Regions from separate parts of the Homo sapiens genome. Here region 1 is linked to region 2. A link is a loop called in an ENCODE intact Hi-C map of the cell type or tissue named here. Cell type or tissue: heart right ventricle. All regions are shown on one strand. Region 1 has its middle 35 kb from the start of PLIN2. Region 2 overlaps HAUS6 (HAUS augmin like complex subunit 6).

Evidence for each region. A loop is a pair of places that touch in the nucleus more often than their neighbours do. Peaks named below come from ENCODE experiments on the same cell type or tissue, not always from the same donor. Only the 100,000 strongest peaks of a DNase experiment are listed, where the experiment ranks them.
Region 1: it touches region 2 in a loop (5-fold over the local background); 60 of 110 quality-filtered maps call a loop at or near these places.

Annotation. Positions count from the first base shown.
Region 1 is chr9:19,160,142-19,164,141 of GRCh38, forward strand. No RefSeq gene overlaps it. Among named protein-coding and RNA genes, the nearest start is that of PLIN2, 35 kb to the left of the region's middle. In heart right ventricle, no CTCF peak of the experiment used is centred here; no DNase peak of the experiment used is centred here; H3K27ac peaks cover 386 bases.
Region 2 is chr9:19,095,165-19,099,164 of GRCh38, forward strand. HAUS6 (HAUS augmin like complex subunit 6) reads right to left here. Exons shown (of 17, transcript NM_017645.5): 2 at 1,510-1,605. Among named protein-coding and RNA genes, the nearest start is that of HAUS6, 5.7 kb to the right of the region's middle. In heart right ventricle, no CTCF peak of the experiment used is centred here; no DNase peak of the experiment used is centred here.

The DNA.
Region 1 (4,000 bases), 65 kb after region 2:
CAACAGATTATAAACAGCAAAATGTACTACATGGGGGATGGAATGTGATCTACAGAGAGAATCAGATATACCATGCCTTGAGGACACAGCTGAAGAAGCAGCTTATTTAGAGTCAGAGTGGGAGGAGGACTGAGGTCAGTGTTGCAAGGACGCTCTCACAAAGCGGGTGGATTTGGAGCAAGGTCTTTAACCTCTGCTTCTTGGGAGGCTATAGCATGTAGATCGCTTGAGCCCAGGAGATCAAGTCCAGCCTGGGCAACATAGCAATACTCTGTCTCTTAAAAAAAAAAAAAAAAAAGCAGGGTGTGGTGGCTCACTCCTGTAAGCCCAGAACTTTGGGAGGCCAAGGTGGGTGGATCACCTGACGTCAGAAGGTCAAGACCAGCCTGGCCAACATGGTGAAACCCCGTCTCTACTAAAAATACAAAAAATTAGCCGGGCATGGTGGTGGGCGCCTGTAATCCCAGCTACCTGGGAGACTGAGGCAGGAGAATCGTTTGAACTCGGTAGGTGGAGGTTGCAGTGAGCTGAGATCGTGCCACTGCACTCCAGCCTGGGCGATACAGTGAGATGCTGTCTCCAAAAAAATTATTTATTATTTTTTAATTTAATTTAATTTTTTCGAGATGATGTCTTGTTCTGTCGCCCAGGCTGAAGTGCAGTGGCACGATCTCAGGTCACTGCAACCTCTGCCTCCTGGGCTCAAGGGATTCTTTTGCCTCAGCCTCCTGAGGCAACAGCTGGGATTATAGGCATGCACCACCATACCTGGCTAATTTTTTTATTTTTAGTAAAGATGGGGTTTTGTCATGTTGGCCAAGCTGGTCTCAAACTCCGGACCTCAAGTGATCCACCCACCTCTGCCTCCCAAAGTACTGGGGTTACAGGCATGAGCCATCATGCCCAGACAAAAAAAAAAAAAAAATCTAATAAAAAAATAAAATGGGGATAATAACAATAGAGCCCACCTCATGAGAGTATTACCTAAAGGGCTTAGAACAATACGTAGTGTGTGGTAAGGACTCTATCAATATTAATTATTAGTATTTCCACAAGATGAAAATTATAGACCAGTGCTGTTTTTTATGGGTGAGATAGAGGAGTTTTGGCCAGTCCCAGTCGCTCATGCCTGGAATCCCAAAGCAGTGGAAGACTGACCCAGGTGCATCATTCGAGGTCAGGAGTTTGAGACCAGCCTGGCCAACATGGCTGAAACCTCATCTCTGTTAAAAAATACAAAAAATTAGCTGAGCATGGTGGCACGAGCTTGTAATTCCAGCTGCTTGGGAGCCTGAGGCATGAGATTCGCTTGAACCCGGGAGGCAGAGGTTGCAGTGAGCGGAGACTGATCCACTGCACTCCAGCCTGGGTGACAAAACAAGACTCTGTCTCACAAAAAAAAAAAAAGAAAGAAAGAAAGAAAGGAGTTTTAACTTTACACGTATTTGCTAATATTTATGAAGTGTTTAGATATCTCAAAATCAATAAAGAGGATTATTAGGCCCACCTGCAGTACTCTTAATAATTTCAGGGAATCAGCTATCTAGGTGAAAGTTCACAGGGAAGTACATGTCATTGTAACACAAATTAGACCAAAGTTCAGGAAGAGACAGTTACTGAGTCATTTATCTGTCTTATCATAAGACCAGTAAGCCTCTTAGCACCACAAAGTAGATGTAACATTTTAACAGGAAATGACTCCAATCTAGAGCAAAGTTAGTCCCATGCACAAAGTGAAAGGTTGCACAACACAAAAAAGATCTGTGCTACGTGTCACACATGATCAGGTGGCGTATTGCTCAAGATGCTGGTATGCAATCAGTCTTTGCAAGAGTCAGATCATTGTCTCACCTTAGGAAAGGCTTTCCATGTGCCCTAGAGAGACACTTTCCCTTTCTGGGTTACTTCCTAAAGTACATTCACCTTAACTTATAAGAAAAGGAAATCTTTCTCAAGTGCTCTGAGTTTATTATTTCCCTTTTCTAGACTCTCATCAGGGTCATCTGCATGTGGATGAGGTTCCCAGAGAGGACTGCTGGAGGACATTGCATGTTTATGAATTTCACAGGTATTCAAGGGTGGCTGCACCTGGAGCTGGGAGCTGAGCATCAGGAAGATTAAAACATAAAGTATGCTCATCAAATTGAGAGGAGTGGGCCAGGCACGATGGCTCACACCTGTAATCACAGCACTTTGGGAGGCCAAGGCAGGCGGATCACCTGAGGTTGGGAGTTCGAGACCAGCCTGACCAACATGGAGAAACCCCATCTCTACTAAAAATACAAAATTAGTGTGGCATGGTGGTGCATGCCTGTAATCCCAGCTACTCGGGAGGCTGAGGCAGGAGAATCGCTTGAACCCAGGAGGCGGAGCTCGAGGTGAGCTGAGATGTCGCCACTGCACTCCAGCCTGGGCAACAAGAGCGAAATTCTGTCTCAGAAAAAAAAAAAAAAAATAGGAGTCAGGAAGAATCATCTTCTCAAGTCAATTAACAACATTGGGAGGCAGTGTGGTGCCACAGCTTAGTGGCTTTACACTCAGATTTGGTTTATAATACTAGCTTCACCTTTGCAAAATTCCATATGTACCAGGTAATTCACAGCAGCATTGTTTACAATAAAAAATGACTGGAAAGATACTAAATGTCCATCGATACGGAACTAATTAAATAAATTATGGGTATGACAATGTGGAAAGTTATCCAAATGGAAAAGCAAGATACAGAGCAGGGTATAAATTGTTACCCTTTGTAAAAAAAAATAAAACGGGGGAATTTTTTTTTTTTTTTTGAGACAGGGTCTTACTCAGTTGCCCAGGGTGGAATGCAGTGGCATGGTCACAGCTCACTGCAATCTCTGCCTCCTGGGCTCAAGCAATCCTCCCCCCTCTGCCTCCCAAGTAGTTGAGACTACCGGCACGTACCATCACGCCCGGCCAATTTCTTTTATTTTTAGTAGAGATATGATCTCATTATGTTGCTCAAGCTGGTCTCAAACTCCTGAGCTCAAGTGATGTTCCCGCTTTGACTTCCCAAAGTGTAGAAATACTTACTTAATAGCTGCTTGTTCAGTAAGTATCTCTGGAAGGGTATTGAAGAAGTTAGCAATGCTGATCGCAGTGGCTCACGCCCATAATCCCAACTCTTTGGGAGGCTGAGGCGGGCGGATCACTTGAGGCCAGGAGTTCAAGACCAGCTTGGCCAAAAAGGTGAAACCGGTCTCTAATAAAAATACAAAAAAGTGGCCGGGCGCAGTGGCTCACTCCTGTAATCCCAGCACTTTGGGAGGCCAAGGGGGGGCGGATCACAAGGTCAGGAGTTCGAGACCAGCCTGACCAAAATGGTGAAACCCTGTCTTTACTAAAAATACAAAAATTAGTCAGGCGTGGTAGTGCACACCTGTAATCCCAGCTACTCAGGAAGCTGAGGCAGGAGAATCGCTTGAACTCGGGAGGTGGAGTTTACAGTGAGCTGAGATGGTGCCATTGCACTCCAGCCCGAGTGACAGAGCAAGAATCCGTCTCAAAAAAAAAAAAAAAAAGAAAAAAGAAAAATTAGCCAGGTGTGGTGGCACATGCCTGTAATCCCACCTACTTGGGAGGCTGAGGCAGGAGAATCTCTTGAATATGGGAAGCGGAGGTTGCAGTGTGAGCCGAGATCCGGCCACTGCACTCTGGCCTGTGTGACAGAGTGAGACTCTGTCTCAATAAACAAAAAAAGATTAAAAGGGAAGTTTCGTGTATTTTTCAATTTTGAACTATGACTGTCATCTGGTCAAAAATTAAAACAACCATTTTTAAAGAAAAAGTAAAGGAGCATCTGGTAACAACTTACAAAATGAAAAAAAAAAATCCCAGCTTTCTGGCTGGGCACAGTGGCTGATGCCTATAATCCCAGCACTTTGGGAGGCTGAGGCGGGCTGATTACTTGAGGTCAGGAGTTTGAGACCATCCTGGCCAACATGGTGAAACCCTGTCTCTACTAAAAATACAAAAACTAGCC
Region 2 (4,000 bases):
TATTATTTTGTGGCTAAACAAGACAGAAAAACATTAAAAAGAGAAGTTTTGCTTCAACTTTGGTCAAAAATATTAGGGTTTAAAATTTACCTACTGCTTTCCTTTCACAGTCAGGCTTTTCCAAATTTTTATTCTGAGGCATAATTATTTAAGGCCTCATACCTTTTCTATAACTACATTCAGTATTCACAGAAAAAACTGAGCATGCATAGGAAACAAAAAGACTAAAAGGCTAGAATGTCAACAGTGATACTCCATGGTTGACGGGTTTCAAAACAATTTTTACATTTTCCTATATTTTCTGAATTACTTAAAATGAGCCATAATGTTGATAATCAGCAAAAAAAAAAAAAAATTAAAATCTGTTTTTATTTGGACAGAAGAAACCCTATACCTTAATAATAGGGAATTCCAAAAAATCATCCAAACATACCTATTATCCTGCATACTCAGAACTTTAAATAAAAGCAAAATATTGAAAATAGATTATCAAAAATGAAAATAATGCCCTAAGCGATAGACCTACTTGTTGCTTTTCTATATAAAAGATTGATGGTACAATATAAATATCAAAATAAATTTGAACACTTTTTTAGATAGCAGAAACACAAATCACATGCAAAATAACTTAGGACTGAGACTTGTGGGTGCTTACATTTTTATCTCCTTCTTAAACTAATATTCAATAGCATATAACAGTAGAGTAAATGTAATAGGAATGATTTTTGCCTAAAGCAATTGATGCTTTAATATATCAATGAAAAAAATAAGGATTTACAGATAGCCGTGTAGACAAAACAACACTGCCTATAGGAAAAGTAGTAAGGCACAGAGTACCGAGCAAAAAAAATTGGGCAAAATCAAGTTCATACGGATTGATATCATTTAATTGTTTTGCTAACAATAATTTGCTTAATTATTAAGACCGTAAATAAAATGTTAAGAAATCTATAAAAACTATATTACTTATAAAATACACAATGATTTTAAGATATGTACCAAAGAAAAAAATCACCCAGATTTATAAAGATTAAGTATTAAATGTATAAGACTCAAACCTGAATTTTGTAATATTCATTCAAAACAACAGTCAAAGGCCAAGTTGAAATTCTGGCTTATGCCGGGCGTGGTGGCTCACGCCTGTAATCACAGCGCTTTGGGAGGCCGAGGCAGGTGGATCACCTGAGGTCAGGAGTTTGAGACCAGCCTGACCAACAGGGTGAAACCCCAGCTCCAATAAAAATGCAAAACTTAGCTAGGCGTCGTGGCAGTCACCTATAATCCCAGCTACTCAGGATGCTGAGACAGGAGAATTTCTTGAACCCAGGAGGCAGAGGTTGCAGTGAGCCTAGATCACGCCACTGCACTCCAGCCTCGATGACGGAGTGAGACTCCGTCTCAAAAAAAAAAAAAAAAAAAAAAAAAGGAGAGAATTCTGGCTTGTATCAAAACGCTGTCCATTTTCAAATTTGGAAAGAAATTTAAGAAAATGAAATTATTTTTCCTTACTTGAAAACTTCTTTGGTGAGAGACTGGTCCAGAACTTGAAACAAAAAATAAGAAATTATATGAAAGGCATCACGGTTCAGCTTGTCAAACATGTTCCTAGTGGTTAAAAATGAAATAGAAATAGAAAAAGAAAAAGGTTAATAAGCTAAACATCATCAAAAGCTGAGTAAGACTTTGACACAAATTAATGTTTTCATTCTCTTCAGGAAGTCAAGGCAAATTAATTTTTCTCATTCATGTGTATTTTATAACCAGTAAGAAAAACATACAAGCTTTCATTTTCTAATTCTGAAAACACAGATTCAATATAAGACTGGCAGAACTGGCTTTAATGAAAACACTCTACAGAAAAGGAAGGAAAACCTATTTCAAGAGAAACATGCCTTATAATGGTAACAACCTACATTTACTGAATAACAATAAATAGCTAATATTTATTAAGAGTACATGTTAGACCTAAAACCATAAAAACCCTAGAAGAAAACCTAGGCAATACCATTCAGGACATAGGCATGGGCAAGGACTGCATGTCTAAAACACCAAAAGCAATGGCAACAAAAGCCAAAATTGACAAATGGGATCTAATTAAACTAAACAGCTTCTGCACAGCAAAAGAAACTGCCATCAGAGTGAACAGGCAACCTACGGAAAGGGAGAAAATTTTGCAACCTACTCATCTGACAAAGGGCTAATATCCAGAATCTAAAATGAACTCAAACAAATTTACAAGAAAAAAACAAACAACCCCATCAAAAAGTGGGTGAAGGATATGAACAGACACTTCTCAAAAGAAGACATTTATGCAGCCAAAAAACACATGAAAAAATGCTCATCATCACTGGCCATCAGAGAAATGCAAATCAAAACCACAATGAGATACCATCTCACACCAGTTAGAATGGGGATCATTAAAAAGTCAGGAAACAACAGGTGCTGGAAAGGATGTGGAGAAAGCACTGATTTGAAATATGTCACCTCACCCTAGAGTCCAGGGTCTTCACTACTAGATTTTTATTTCCAGAACCATCTTTATAACATAATGCTGGCAATAGTTTTTATTGTGCCAATTACCCTAATTAATCAAAACAAAGCCTAAAAAAAAAAAAAGTGAAAACAAAAATGAAAGAACACTAAACCCTTTAAGAAAATGTCACACAACTATAAGGAATCAAGAGTTAACTTAAACGGCAAAGCATGAAATTTCCTTCCAAAAAATCAAATCAAGTGAATTTCTGACTTAGGATTACTATTCTCTTGCGTAAGTTCCTATGCCTATCCATTTGTCAAACAACACTTTTGTCCTTAGAACATCTCTACTCTTCAAGTAACACAAATGAAGTTCCATCTATCCTACTTCCTTACCATCTCTCAAACCTGTTGTTTTTTCACAAAGTACCTTGTTCTCTTCTCTTTGACACTTATTGTAATTTGTAATAAGATATTTGTTGAAGATTTGTTCCATCGCTAGACTAAAATTCTGTAAGGGGTCGGGTGCAGCGGCTCACACCTGTAATCCCAGCATTTTGGGAGGCCAAGGCAGGCAGATCATGAGTCAAGAGATTGAGACCATCCTGGCCAACATGGCGAATCGCCATCTCCACTAAAAATACAAAAATTAGCTGGGCGTGGTGGCGTGCACCTGTAATCCCAGCTACTCAGGAGGCTGAGGCAGGAGAATCGCTTGAACCCAGGAGGCAGAGGTTGCAGTGAGCCAAGATCGCGCCACCGCACTCCAGCCTGGCAAAAGAGCAAGACTTCGTCTCAAAAAAAAAAAAAAAAAAATTATATAAGGGAAAATTTATATCTATTCTCTTCACCACTGTATAGCCAGGTCCAATACAGTGGTCAATAAATATTTGTTGAATGAACAAATAAATGAATCACCTCTTTTTATTCCTACTGCCACTTTAGTTCAGGCCTAAATAATTAACTGCAAAGCGCTTCTTCCCCTTCTATCTATTCTCTGTAATGCAACCATATGATTTTTCCAAACTGCAAACCTTTTGGGCAAATACCTTGGAATGGATTGTTGAGTCATACATTATGTTTAACATTTAAAAAAAGTGGAGCCGGGCCCGGTGGCTCACGCCTGTAATCCCAGCACTCTGGGAGGCCGAGGCAGGTGGATCACCTGAGGTCGGGAGTTCGAGACCAGCCTGACCAACATGGAGAAACCCCGTCTCTACTAAAAATACAAAATTAGCAGGGCATGGTGGCGCATGCCTAAAATCCCAGCTACTCCAGAGGCTGAGGCAGGAGAATCGCTTGAACCTGGGAGGCGGAGGTTGCGGTGAGGTCATGCCATTGCACTCCAGCCTGGGCAACAAGAGCAAAACTCCATCTCAAAAAAAAAAAAAAAAAGAAAAAAAGAAAAGTGGTCATACCACTACAGGGTCATAGAAACAAAAAAATCATAAACTGCAAACCAAAGAGAACGTATACGTATAAAATGTAAGTGAATAAAAAATAATGGGGTTTTTTTTGTTTGTTT